Regions from separate parts of the Homo sapiens genome. Here region 1 is linked to region 2. Evidence: chromatin contacts called from ENCODE Hi-C or POLR2A ChIA-PET data. All regions are on one chromosome and are shown on one strand. The core of a region is the stretch at or near the end of the contact, and the rest is flanking DNA. Distances in the headings are between cores, read along the strand shown. Region 1 has its middle 46 kb from the start of IDH2. Region 2 holds the start of MAN2A2 (mannosidase alpha class 2A member 2).

Region 1 (6,890 bases), core at 2,668-5,167, 750 kb before region 2:
CACCCTGCTAAATGCATTGGAAACTTACCACCTGGTGTATATATTGGCCTCCTGAGCAATTGATTAGTCTGAGTCCACAGCTGGGACCTGGCTCTCCTCTCCACCAGCTGCCAGGCGGAGGGCAGACCCAGGGCCCCAGGGGTGAATTTGTCAGGGCAAAGGCCTCTGTGGGCAGCCTCTTGGCAGCCTGCCAGTAGCCCCTTCTGGCAGCGTCCCACCTCTCCCGGCATCACAGATCAAGCCTCAGAAGAGCAGGGCCTAAGGAGAAAACCCGAGAGTGACGATGGCAAAGAGTGATCACAACACCCCAGGTGGGTGGACTCCGGGGGAACGCAGAGGTACTCGGGCCCAGAGCTGGTGGGAGAGGGGAGGTGATGGGAAACTGGACACCCAGAAAGTCCCACCAGCATGGAAATCCACTGGGGGGCTCAGCACCCCTGGAGAGGCACTGGGAGTTGGGAGGATCAAAGGAAAGACAGGGCTCTCACTGCCGGTGAATAGGACAAGCTGGGAAGGAAACAGACAATGCTTTCCAGGTTGGATTGCCAAGGCAGAGAGGCAAGAGAGGGGATGGAGAGAAGTCTTCAAAACTGCCATTCAAGGCCAGGCACAGTGGCTCTCCACCTGTAATCCCAACACTTTGGGAAGTTGAGGCAGGAGGATCGCTTGAGCCTAGGAGTTTGCGACCAGCCTGGGCAACATAGCAAGACCCCGTCTCTAAAAAAGTAGAAAACTTAGCAGGACATGGTGGTGTATGCCTATAGTCAGAGCTATTCAGAAGGCTGAGGTGAGAGGACTGTGTGAGCCCAGAACATCTAGGCTGCAGTGAGCTGACATCACACCACTACACTCATTCAGCCTGGACGACAAAGTGAGACCCTGTCACAAAAAAAGAAAAAAAAAAAAAACAGGCCAGGCATGGTTGCTCATGCTCATAATCCTAGCACTTTGGGAGTTTAAGGCAGGCAGATTGCCTGAGTTCAGTAGTTTGAGACCAGCCTGGCCAACATGGTGAAACCCGGTCTCTACTAAAAATACAAAAATTAGCCAGGCATGGTGGGGAGCACCTGTAATCCCAGCTACTCAGGAGGCTGAGGCATGAGAATCACTTGAACCTGGGAGGCGGAGGTTGCAGTGAGCTGAGATCGCACCACCGCACTCCAGCCTGGGTGAAAGAACTAGACTCCATTTCAAAACAAAACAAAAACCAAAAAACTGCTCTTCAATAAGCCCTTACCACGTGTCAGGCACTGAACACTGACAGCAGCTAACAATTACACTGACTTACTCCACACCAGGCTTGTTCTAAGCAGCTGCTGTCCAATAAACACATAATGCAAGCCACATAGGTAGTTTTGTTGTTGTTGTTAATGTTTGTTTTTGGGTTTTTTTTGAGATGGAGTTTCACTCTTGTTGCCCAGGCTGGAGTGCAATAGTGTGATCTTGGCTCACCGCAACCTCCGCCTCCCGGGTTCAAGTGACTCTCCTGCCTCAGCCTCCCGAGTAGCTGGGATTACAGGCATGTGCCACCATGCCCGGCTAATTTTGTATTTTTAGTGGAGATGGGGTTTCTCCATGTTGGTCAGGCTGGTCTCAAACTCCAGACCTCAGGTGATCCGCCCGCCTCGGCCTCCCAAAGTGCTAGGATTACAGGCGTGAGCCACTGCGCCTGGCCTAGTAGTTGTTTTTTAATTTATTAATTTACTTTTCACCATGGCAGAAAAGAGCGTAGTTTTAAAAACTCTAGTAGCTGCATTTTTAAAAGTAAAAACAAAAAACCCACTGGTGAAATTAATTGTAATAATATATTCTATTTAGACTGAGTGTGGTGGCTCACTCCTGTCCTCCCAGCAGTTTGGGAGGCTGAGGCAGGCAGATCACTTGAGGTCAGAAGTTCAAGACCAGCCTGGCCAATATGGGGAAAGCCCGTCTCTACCAAAAATACAAAAATTAGCCAGGCGTGATGGCATACGCCTGTAATCCCAGCTACTCAGGAGGCTGAGGCAGAAGAACCGGTTGAAGCCTGGAGGTGGAGGTTGCAGTGAGCCGAGATGGTGCCACTACACTCCAGCCTGGAGGTGGAGGTTGCAGTGAGCCGAGATGGTGCCACTACACTCCAGCCTGGGCAACAGAGTGAGACTCCATCTCAAAAACAAACAAACAAATAATATATTCTATGTATTACAATATATTCTATGTAACCCAATATAATCAATAATTAGGGAGTTATTTTACTTTTTTTTGAGACAGGGTCTCACTCTGTTGCCTAGACTGGAGTGTGGCACGATCACAACTCACTACATCCTTGACCTCCCCTAGGCTCAGGTGATCCTTCCACCTCAGCCTCCCGAGTAGTTGGGACTATAGGCGCGTACCACCAGGCCCTGATAATGTTTTGTATTTTTTGTAAAGATGGGGTTTCACGATGTTGCCCAGGCTGGTCTCAAACTCCTGGACTCAAACAATCCACCCACCTCAGCCTCCCAAAGTGCTGGGATTACAGGTATGAGCTATTGCACCTGGCCTTTTTTGTATGAAGTCTTCAAAATCCGATGTGAATTTATGCATACATCACATTTCAGGGTTTTTTTGTTTGTTTTGTTTTTTTGAGACAGGGTCTCACTCTGTCACCCTGGCTGGAGTGCAGTGGCACAATCATGGCTCACTGCAGCTTTGACCTTCTAAACTCAAGCAGTCCTCCTTCCTCAGCCTCCCGAGTAGCTGAGACTACAGGCACATGCCACCACACCAGGCTAATTTTTAAATTTTTTTTTTTTTTTTTGTAGAGACAGGGTCTCACCATGTTGTCCAGGCTGGTCACAAACTCCTGGGCTCAAGCGATCCTCCCGCCTCAGCTTCTCAAACTGTTGGGATTACAGGTGTGAGCCACTGTGCCTGGCCTCCCGACTCAGCCTCCCAAAGTGTTGGGATTACAGGCGCGAGCACCACGCAGGGTACATCTCAGTTTAGACAAACCACGTTTTCTTTTTGTTTTACTTTTTCTTTTTTTTTTTTGAGATGGAGTCTCGCATTGTTACGATCTCAGCTCACTGCAACCTCCGCCTCCCAGGTTCAAGCAATTCTCCTTGCCTCAGCCTCCCAAGTAGCTGGGATAGACAAGCCACATTTCAAGTGCTCAGTAGGTACTGTGGCTGATGGCTACACTATTAGATGCAGCTGTCTAAGTGCTTTAGCTGTGTTAGTCCTCACAACTGTGCTTTTGTTATCCTCATTTTACAGATGAGAAAATTTACACAGAAAGTGCTTCAGCACTTTGCCCATTGCTACCCAGAAAGAAAAGGGCTGAGCTGGAATCTGAGCCACCAAGGTCAGCCAACTGAGGGTCCACAGTCTGGTGTCCTAACAACTGTGCTATGCTGTCAGCTTCACAAATCTCATCTCCCATAGGAGGTCATCAAAAAGCTGCTTGCAGCTGGGTGCAGTGGCTCACACCTGTAATCCCGGCACTTTGGGAGGCCGAGGCAGGCAGACCACTTGAGGTCAGGAGTTCAAGACCAGCCTGGCCAACATGGTGAAACCCCATCTCTACTAAAAATACAAAAATTAGCCAGGTGTGGTGGTGCGTGCCTGTAGTCTCAGCTACTTGGGAGGCTGAAGCAGGAGAATCTGCTTGAACCCTGGAGGCGGAGGTTGCAGCAAGCCAAGATTGCGCCACTGCACTCCAGCCTGGGTGACAGAGCAAGACTCTATCTCAAAAAGAAAGAAAGAAAGAAAGAGAGAGAGAGGAAGGAAGGAAGGAAGGAGGGAAGAAAGAAAGAAAGAAAACAATAATCCAATATATAGGCAAGAGCCCTTACTTCTCTACTACTTACAGTCTAGTGTTCAGAGAATGTAGGAGTGAGCCCAGAGAGCTTCCCAAGCCTACCATGTCGTCACTGCCTACAAGAGTCCCTGAAGATGGCCACACAAAACCCTGGGGCTTACTCATACATGTTCACAGTTTCATTTTCTTATCATATTGGTCAGTTTCATCTACACTGGAACGTGGTTCCACCTATCTTTCTGTTCTCTGATAAGCTTCAGCTCAAGGGGAAACATTTCTGGGGCCACAGGTTCTGTTGCCTGCCTCTGCAAAGAGCACATTACGCAAAGCAGATGTTCTGTGCCCAATTCAGTCTCTGCTATCAGAAAAGCTGTGTTCAGAGCCACATGGAGCCTGCAGCCTCCTGCTTTGCGGGAATGTTTGTGTAAAGGTTCCTGGCTTTCTCTTTGTTTACATCTGACTGTTTACCTTTCAGTCCCATCTCGTCTTCTGCTCAGTGAACAGTTTTTGCACTGGCAGGAGCCAGGTCGAACAGTTCCATAAACTGCTTTTTTATGGTTCTCAGTAGAGCAGAGGTTTGAAATTAGAGAACCTGAATGTTGGCTCAAGGAGGACACAAACTCCCTGAATTAGTGTCCAAATCTATGTGTGTGTGTGTGTGTGTGTGTGTGTGTTTGTGTCTTTCTAGGGGGTGGTTCCTTATTCTCATTGGATTTCCAAAGGGGTCTGGAACCCACAACAGGGTCAGAACACCTGGGTATATGGTGGGCCCCAAGGGGCCACCAAATGGAACGTTCTGCCGTCTGCTCTTTGGAATATTCTTCTGGCCAAGAGCCACCACTTCCCTGACTCCGGCCTTTCTCTTCCCCACTGTCACCAACAGGGGATATAGGCTTTCTATTGGGCACCACTCCTCACTGAGAACTGCTCTCAGGGCTTTCTGAGCCTGTTGGTGTGACTGCGGTGGTGGCAGCTTGCAGGAGAGACACCTCACTCTTTGCTTTGTGGGATCCTCTGCTTGGTCCCTGACTCACAGACTGAAGCTCAAATTCTAGCCACGCACCAAAAAGTGACCGACAGCCGGGCGCGGTGGCTCGTGCCTATAATCCCAGCACTTTGGGAGGCCGAGGCGGGCGTTTCACCATGTTGGCCAGGCTGGTCCCAAACTCCTGACCATTGCATTTGTTTGCAATGTAATTTGCAAACAAATTTGGTAGGCTGCCATAACAAAAGTTCCACAGACTGGGTGGCTTAAACCGTAGACATTTAGCTTCTTACAATTCTAGAGTCCAGAAGTTCACAATCAAGGTGTCTGCAGAGCTGATTTATTCTGAGGTGTCTCTCTTTGGCTTGCAGATGGCCATTTTCTCCTTGTGTCCTCACATTTTTCCCTCTTGCATGTCTGTGTCCTAATCTTCTCTTCCCTTTTATTTTTTTGAGGCAGAGTTTTGCTCTTGTTGCCCAGGCTGGAGTGTAATGGCGTGATCTCGGCGCACTGCAACCTCTGCCTCCCGGGTTCAAGCGATTCTCCTCCCTTAGTCTCCCAAGTAGCTGGGATTACAGGCATGCACCACTACACCCGGCTAATTTTGAATTTTTAATAGAGACGGGGTTTCACCAGGTGGTCAGTCTGGTCTCAACTCCTGATCTCAAGTGATCCGCCCGCCTCAGCCTCCCAAAGTCCTGGGATTACAGGCATGAGCCACCGTGCCTGGCCCTGCCTAATCTTCTCTTCTTATAAGGACAGCCATCCTACTGGATTAGGGCCCACCCTAAGGACCTCATTTTAACTTAATTACCTCTTTAAAGACTTTACCTACAAATACATATGAAGCTAGAACTTCTTGGTGAACATAATTCAGTCCATACCACTATCTTACACTTCTGTGATTACAAAAGCAACATATGCTCCCTGTAGAAAATATGGGAACATCAGAAATGGAAAAACTAAGACAAGAATCTCTGCAAAAATCTTGTTTTTTTGTTTTTATTTATATTTATTTATTTTGATTATTTTTGTTTTGAGACAAGACCTACTCTGCCACCCAGACTGGAGTGCAGTGGCACAGTCACAGCTCATGGAAGCCTTAAGCTCCTGGGCTCAGACAATTCTTTGGCCTCAGCCTCCAAGTACCTGGACTACAGGTGTGCACCACCATGCACCATGCCTAGCTAATTTTTAAAATTTTTTTGTAGAGACAGAGTCTCACTATGTTTCCCAGGCTGGTCTTGAGCTCCTGAGCTCAAGCAAGCCTCACACCTCGGCCTCCCAATGTGCTGGGATTACAAGCATGAGCCACCGCACCTGGCCCTGTTTTTTTTTTTTTTTTTAAGTGTATAAAGTAAAAGTGAAAATATACCCTTCATTCCTCATTTCTACCTTCTTCCCCAAAGAACACTGCTGTGATAGTGAGGGACCTTTTTTGGGTTTGTCCAAACTGCTTCCAGTAACATCCTTGCCCTCCAGCTACACCTGTTCCTGCTGGTGCTCTGGAGAACAGGCCCCTTGTGCCGGGGTTGCTGGTGGATCAAATCTTTGGGCACAGTCACAGGGATTCTGCAGAAGTGGAATTGTTTTGTCAAAGGGTATACAAAATGTTCATAATTAGAGCTCAGATTTAAAAGAATTTTTTTTTTTTTTTTTTTGAGACAGAGTCTCACCGCGCCCGGCCTAAAAGGAAATTTTAAAAGAAGGCATGTAAAGATACAGGAGACCTGGCCAGGCACGGTGGCTCATGTCTGTAATCCCAGCACTTTGGGAGGCTGAGGGGGGTGGATCACAAGGTCAGGAGTTTGAGACCAACCTGGCCAAAATGGCAAAACCCCATCTCTACTAAAAATACAAAAATTAGCCGGGCGTGGTGGTGGACACCTGTAATCCCAGCTACTCCAGAGGCTGAGGCAGGAGAAGCGCTTGAACCCAGGAGGCGGAGGTTGCAGTGAGCCGAGATTGTGCCATTGCACTCCAACCTGGGCGGCAAGAGCAAGACTCTGTCTCAAAAAAAACAAAACAAAAAAAAAAGACACAGGAGCCTGTTAGGATAGCCTCCCTACGGTACTGGTACTGAAATGTTAACCGTGCTTGATCTTAGGTAATGGGGCAGGA
Region 2 (7,234 bases), core at 2,417-4,916:
AAGCTGTACACTTAAGATTTGTGCCACACAGTGTAAACTGTACCTAAATTTTTAAAAAAGAACCACCAGACAACAAACAAGAATTCTTGAAAATTGAGATTATCAGGCTGGGCGCGGTGGCTCATGCCTGTAATCCCAGCACTTTGGGAGGCTGAGGTGGGCAGATCACCTGAGGTTGGGAGTTCGAGACGAGTCCAACCAACATGGAGAAACCCTATCCCTACTAAAAATACCAAATTAGCCAGGCGTGGTGGCAGATGCCTGTAATCCCAGCTACTCAGGAGGCTGAGGCAAGAGAATCACTCGAATCCAGAGGCAGAGGTTGTGGTGAGTGGAGATCACGCCATTGCACTCCAGCCTGGGCAACAAGAGCAGAACTCCCTCTCAAAACGAAGGAAAAAAGAAGATTATCACCAAAATGAGGCTGAGCACGGTGGCTCACGCCTGTAATCCCAACACTTTGGGAGGCCGAGGTGGGCAAATCACCTGAGGTCAGGAGTTCAAGACCAGCCTGGCCAACATGGTGAAACCCCATCTCTACTAAAAATACAAAAATTAGCTGGGCATGGTGGTGCGCGCTTCTAATCCCAGCTACTCGGGAGGCTGAAGCACAAGAATCACTTGAACCTGGGAAGCAGAGGTTGCAGTGAGCTGAGATCACGCCACCACTCTTCAGCCTGAGCGACAGAGTGAGACTTTGTCTCAAAAAAAAAAAAAAAAAAAAAAAAATTACCAAAATGGAAAATTCAATAGAAGGGCTGGAAAATAAATCTCCCAGAACACAAGGCAAAATATGAAAAGACAAAGAGGATGATGAGCCCAGTCTAGGTCTAACACCCTAATAACAGGCATTCCAGTGAGTAAACAAACCTGGAAAGCTGTTCCTGATGGTGATAAAAGAAGTGGCAGTCGAGTGCAGTGGCTTATCCCTGTAATCACAGCACTTTGGGAAGCTGAGGCAGGAGGATCAAGGCCAGGAGTTCGAGGCTGCAGTGAACCATGATCACACCACTGCACTCCAGCCTGGGTGACAGACAAGAGCTTGTCAAAAACAATAAAAAAATAAAAAGAGCTGGGCACTATGGCTCATATCTGTAATCCTGGAACTTTGGAAGGCCAAAGTGGGGGGATCGCTTGAGCCCAGGAGTTGGAGAACAGCCTGGGCAACACAGTGAGACCCTCCCACCCACCACAAAAAATAAAAAAATTAGGGCCGGGCACAGTGACTCACGCCTGTAATCCCAGCACTTTGGGAGGCTGAGGCAGGTGGATCACCTGAGGTCAGGAGTTCGAGACCAGCCTGGACAACATGGTAAAACCCCATCTCTACTAAAAACACAAAATTAGCCAGGTATGGTGGCACGTGCCTGTAGTCCCAGCTATTTGGGAGGCTGAGGCAGGAGAATCGCTTGAACCTGGGAGGCGGAGGTTGCAGTGAGCCAAGATCGCGCCATTGCACTCCAGCCTGGGCAACAAGAACGAAACTCCGTCTCAAAAAATAAAAATAAAAAAATTAAAAAATAAAAAAATTAGCTGGGTGTAGTGGCACATACCTGTAAGGCTCAGCTACTCAGGAGGCTGAAGTGGGAGGATGGCTTGAGTCTGGAAGGTCAAAGATGCAGTGAGCTGAGATGGTGCCACTGCACTCCAGCCTGGGAAACAGTGAGATATTGTCTCAAAAAAAAGAAATGGTCGTTAAATAAGAGATAGCATTGATCATTCTCAGCAAACTAACACAGGAACAGAAAACCAAACACCGCATGTTCTCACTAATAAGTGGGAGTTAACAATGAAAACACATGGACACAGAGAGGGGAACATCACACACCGGGGCCTGTCGGGGGTTGGGGGCAAGGTGAGGGAGAGCACCTAATGTATGTGGGGCTTAAAACCTAGATGATGGGTTGATGGGTGCAGCAAACCACCATGGCACATGTATACCTATGTAACAAATCTGCATGTTCTGCACATGTATCCCAGAACTTAAAGGAAAATTTTTAAAAATGAGATGGCATTATATATCTCATTAATCAGCTAAAACATTGTTTAAGCAATATCCAGCAGTTTGTTATTGATGGTGTAAACTGGTACAGTCTTTTGGGGGAGCGATAGTGTCATCAGTCATCTCTGTCCTTATCTTTTGCCCGGGTAACTTCACTGTTGCAAATTCATCATAAAATAACGTCTTAATCTGTTCGGGCTGTTAGGACAAAATACCATAAAGTAGGTAGTTTATCAACAACAGAAATGTATTTTCTCACAGTTCTGGAGGCTGGAAAGTCCATGATAAGGCATAAGCGGATTCAGTGTCGGGTGAGGGCCTGCCTGTGGTGCACAGATAGTGCCTTCTAGCTGTGTTCTCACGTGGTTGAAGGGGCCGACTCTCGGGGTCATTTGATACCGGCACTAATCCCATTCATGAGAGCTCTCCCTTCAAACTCTGTTCACCCCCAAAGGCCCATCTCCTAATACCATCATCACCTTGAGGGATTAGGATTTGAACATGAATTTGGGGGGTCACATTCAGATAATGTTATATATAACTTAAAAAGAACAAAAATGTGGAATTCATGGAGATGTTCATTGCAGTATGGATTACACTGAAAAACTGTAAACAACCTAGATGCCCAGTAAAAGGGAAACAGCCAAGAAAAGTCTGTGTCTTGTTCACTCGCTGGCAGGAAACATAGAGCAGGCACGGAAAGGAAAGGGACTCGAGGAATGCGCTGTACCGACAGGAGGCAGCACCCCTTTGCCCGAGGGGCGCAACGACAGAGACCTAAGGCTACCTGGGCCGGAGCCGGGTGAGGCCGCGGAGAACGCACCCCGCTACGCGTCTGCCGAGACGGAGGCGGGCGTTTCGACCACTGCCCGATCATGCGCTTACTCAAGTAGGATTCCGAAAAAATTCAGTCGCGCGTCCCTCCTGAGGTTCCGCAGCTGGCCAGGCCCGGCCCGGGCTGGTGCGGCTGCGCACTGCAGCCCAGCGGAGCGGGCCCGGGAGGAGCCGGGCGGGGACCGCGGCGGCCAGAGCTCCTGTCAGCTCCGCCGGGCACACGCAGGCCGGGGCGGGCGGCGCGGCTGTCCCCGCCCCGCACGCTGCTGGGCCCGGCAGCTTCAGAGGCTGGCGGACCCGCGCGGGGCCGGCGCAGCGGAGCGCGCCGGCGGCCCGGGGCCCAGCGGGAGCGCGGCAGCGGCGCGCGGAGCAGGGGGCTACGGGTGGGCGGGCGCCCGCCTTCGCCTGCGTCGCTGCCTGCACGCGGGCCGCCGTCCCCGGGCGTGTGAGAGCCGGCAGCTCGGCCGACTGGGCCCGGAGCGGCGCGGAGGCCGGGCGCTGACGGTAACGGGCCGGGTGCGCGCGCGGGAGGGCTCCGGCTGCCCCGACAGAGGCCGGGCTCGGGCGGCGGGAGTGCGAGCGCCACTGCGGCGTCAGAGGGGCCAGGAAGGGACAGGAGGCTGCCTGAGGCCCGTACCTGGCGCCTGTCTCTGCGGTCCCCGGGGCCGACGAAGTCGGAGCGGGTGGGGAGGGAGCCGGGCGGGCGGCCAGAGACCTGGCGGCAGGTGCCTGCCCTCTGTGATCCAACTCTCTCCCCAGCTCCACCCACATTGGCCTAGACCCAGTCTCTAAGGGCTGAAAATATTGCCCGGAAGCTCCCGAGCAGAATCAGATCGCGCTAAGTAGGGCACAACGCAGAGGCGACAAAGCTCCTCGGCCCCAGGGCCCGCGGAGCAGACTCCGGAGCGCGGTCCCGCCCACGCTCGGCTCCGCAGTTAGCGTCCTCCTTCCTCCTGAGCAGGCAAGCGGAGCCCGAGGGCGGTGGCGGCGGGGGGCACGGGTCCCCTGAAGTTGCCTCGCAGCTGAGCACTGGGCCCCGTCTCTCCCTTCCCAGGGGGCCTTCGGCGTCACTGCAGGCTTCCTAGGGGTCCCCTAAGTGCTCTGCAAACCGCGGCTGGAAGTTTCCCACTGCAGTGAACAGTAGAGAAACAGGGAGAACACACAGGGCTTGCTTTATGCTAGAAACACAAGCATCTTTCTTCTTTATTAGAAAGAAACTCATTCTGTGTTTCTGAGAAAGGATCGTGCCAGGCACTGTTTCTGGTGAGTGCCAGTTTGACCCGAAAGGGCACTGAGAAAGGCTTTCCTATCAGTCTCTTTGGGTTCTGGCTAAACTTTTAAATCAAACAAAATAGAGACTAGCTTATTCACCTGAAACTAGAAGCACATGGCCGAGGAGCCTGAACAGGCACCTCCTATCTAGGCAGGGAAGCTGTGTAATCAGGAGCTTGTGTGGTGCGCTCCAGTCGGAGCTGGGACTCTTATCCTGGGCCCGTTTTTCATAGCACCAGCCAAAGGAGAGCGTCCTCTCCACCCTAGCGGCAGAGCTGCTACCAGGACCAGGTGGGCCAGCCTCAGATGTGCTGCTTGTGCTACTTGGAGCCAGGCAAATGGGTGTTCCTTTGGAACAGCCCTCAGGAACTCACTGGGGTATTTGGTGGAAAGACTGCCACGGGCATTTTGCATGTTGGAGCTACAGATGGTGTCCTTCCTGCCAGGTGTGTGTGGAGGCCAGTATGAAGCTGAAAAAGCAGGTGACAGTGTGTGGGGCTGCCATCTTCTGTGTGGCAGTCTTCTCGCTCTACCTCATGCTGGACCGAGTGCAACACGATCCCACCCGACACCAGAATGGTGGGAACTTCCCCCGGGTGAGTCGTGCCTGGTTGCTAATTTCTTTGTATACAAGTCACCTGGGCTCAGGGTATGCACCTCCCACCCCGCCGCCTCCCCTCCCACCCCCCGCTGGAGGGTAATGTCAGTACAGGACAGGAGCCTTCCTTCCCAATAGTCAGGTTTTGTAGAAACCCTCAGCTAAAAACAGTGATGGCGAAAAGAAGGAAGGAAGAAAAAATGTCAATGGCAATGAGTATTGTCACTCTGTTCTCCTGAATTCTTTTCTTTCTTTTTTTTTTTTTTGAGACAGAGTCTCGCTCTGTCGCCCAGCCTTGAGTGCAGTGGCGCGATCTTGGCTCACTGCAACCTCCGCCTCCCAGGTTCAAGCAATTCTCCTGCCTCAGCCTCCCAAGTAGCTGGGACTACAGGAGCCTGCCACCATGCCCGACTAATTTTTGTATTTTTAGTAGAGACGAGACGAGGTATCGCCATGTTGGCCAGGCTGGTCTTGAACTCCTGACCTCAGGTGATCCACCCACCTTGGCCTCCCAAAGTGCTGGGATTACAGGTGTGGGCCACCGCGCCCAGCCCCTCCTGAATTCTTGGCAGACATTGCTAATTGATTGCAGCATTCTTTGCCATTAAGCCCCGCTGAAATCCTCAGCACAGGCAACACCGATTGTTGAGAATAGGTAGGTGAAAGGAAATCTTTGCCATCCCTGAGCTAGAGAGTGATGGTTCTCCCAACCCAAGTGGAGTGTAGTCCTCAGTGGTGATCTGCACAGCTCCCTTTATCTGAACGGTGTCATCTATCCCTCTAGGCTCATGGTCTGGCTTTGACTGATGAGGGAAGAATTGTACTCAGGCCTCAGCTGGTAGACCCCAAGCAGAGACCCTCCCTGTGGCATAAGGAGCTGTGTGTGATTGCTTTCTGGTTTTTTGGCAGAGCCAAATTTCTGTGCTGCAGAACCGCATTGAGCAGCTGGAGCAGCTTTTGGAGGAGAACCATGAGATTATCAGCCATATCAAGGACTCCGTGCTGGAGCTGACAGCCAACGCAGAGGGCCCGCCCGCCATGCTGCCCTACTACACGGTCAATGGCTCCTGGGTGGTGCCACCGGAGCCCCGGCCCAGCTTCTTCTCCATCTCCCCGCAGGACTGCCAGTTTGCTTTGGGGGGCCGGGGTCAGAAGCCAGAGCTGCAGGTAAGAGTCAGAGCTGGCAGGGACGTACAGTGGCCACGACTGGGGTACTGAGCTGCAGTTCACCTGGCAGATGCTCACTGTGTCGGAGGAGCTGCCGTTTGACAACGTGGATGGTGGTGTGTGGAGGCAAGGCTTCGACATCTCCTACGACCCGCACGACTGGGATGCTGAAGACCTGCAGGTGTTTGTGGTGCCCCACTCTCACAATGACCCAGGTGAGGGCCCTGCAGACTCCTGGGAGCTGGAGTGTGGAGTGGGATTTCTGATGGCCAATACAAGGGAGGGACGTCGAAGAAGATGGTGGCATCCTCAGGGGACCCTACATTGGCTCCCTAGGCTGGATCAAGACCTTTGACAAGTACTACACAGAGCAGACCCAACACATCCTCAATAGCATGGTGTCTAAGCTGCAGGAGGACCCCCGGCGGCGCTTCCTCTGGGCAGAGGTCTCCTTCTTCGCCAAGTGGTGGGACAACATCAATGTCCAAAAGAGAGCGGCAGTCCGAAGGCCAGTACCAGGCGGGGAGGCATGGGAGGGCATTGTCTGAGCCCCAGGCTGGGTGGACGGGTCTTACCTTAAGCTATGGGTGCCAAGGTGGCAGGGAGAGGCCCAGAGAGCTGTGGAAGAGATGAGTGATGGTGGAGGGAGGGAAGGCAAAAACAGATAGGTTCCGAGATAAGCGGGGCCAGGATAGCCTGGAGGTTGGCTGTAAGGAAAGGAGGGCAAGTGTGTGTTCTCTTGGTCCTGGGATTGGGAGAACTGGTCCAGTGAGGCCAGTGCACACAGGCCCTGACATTTGCTGGTTGGCAGGACTGGGCAGAGTGTCCTGCTCCGTCCTGAGTGTGAGTCCTTAACTATAGGCTGGTGGGAAACGGGCAGCTGGAGATTGCGACAGGAGGCTGGGTGATGCCAGATGAGGCCAATTCCCACTACTTTGCATTGATTGACCAGCTCATCGAAGGACACCAGTGGCTGGAGAGAAATCTTGGTAAGTCCAGGCCCAGGCATGGGGGTCTGCCCCCTGGGCTGTAAGGCACAGGCAGGGGCTGTAAGGCACAGGGATCGGCAGGGGGTGGTTCCTTTCTAGGCAGATCCCACCATGTGGGCCTGGTGTGATATCATCTCTCCACTCACTACCAGGACAAGAGCTGGGGTCCCAGCACCTGGAAGGCCGGGGGGCCAGCCCCTGAGGTGTGTTCAGGGCCTCTCTGGCTTCCATGCCCTGCCCAGGTGCAACCCCCCGCTCTGGCTGGGCAGTGGACCCCTTTGGATACAGCTCCACCATGCCTTACCTGCTGCGCCGTGCCAACCTCACCAGCATGCTGATTCAGAGAGTGCACTATGCCATCAAGAAGCACTT

The links. Hi-C counts contacts between places; a loop is a spot of excess contacts on that map. ChIA-PET counts read pairs that join two places held with the same protein, here RNA polymerase II (POLR2A). Pooled maps may share reads with other maps.
Region 1: a pooled map shows a loop between it and region 2 (2.5-fold over the local background). The contact joins the enhancer-like site here to the promoter of MAN2A2 in region 2. A Hi-C loop is called at or near these places in 2 of 50 pooled maps. POLR2A ChIA-PET finds 5 or more read pairs at or near these places in 2 of 52 experiments (K562 and activated B cell).

Annotation. Positions count from the first base shown.
Region 1 is chr15:90,145,299-90,152,188 of GRCh38, forward strand. No RefSeq gene overlaps it. Among named protein-coding and RNA genes, the nearest start is that of IDH2, 46 kb to the left of the region's middle. RefSeq lists an enhancer at 3,891-4,100. Within about 2 kb of position 3,918, at least 5 of the 41 ENCODE cell types and tissues checked have a DNase peak (open chromatin) inside an H3K27ac peak, as active enhancers do.
Region 2 is chr15:90,899,636-90,906,869 of GRCh38, forward strand. It overlaps MAN2A2 (mannosidase alpha class 2A member 2), which reads left to right and starts at 3,667. Exons shown (of 23, transcript NM_006122.4): 1 at 3,667-3,797; 2 at 4,555-4,704; 3 at 5,616-5,873; 4 at 5,944-6,088; 5 at 6,210-6,381; 6 at 6,735-6,862; 7 at 7,105-7,234. The coding sequence starts at 4,573. RefSeq lists enhancers at 2,708-2,757, 4,598-4,657 and silencers at 2,928-3,197, 3,218-3,647.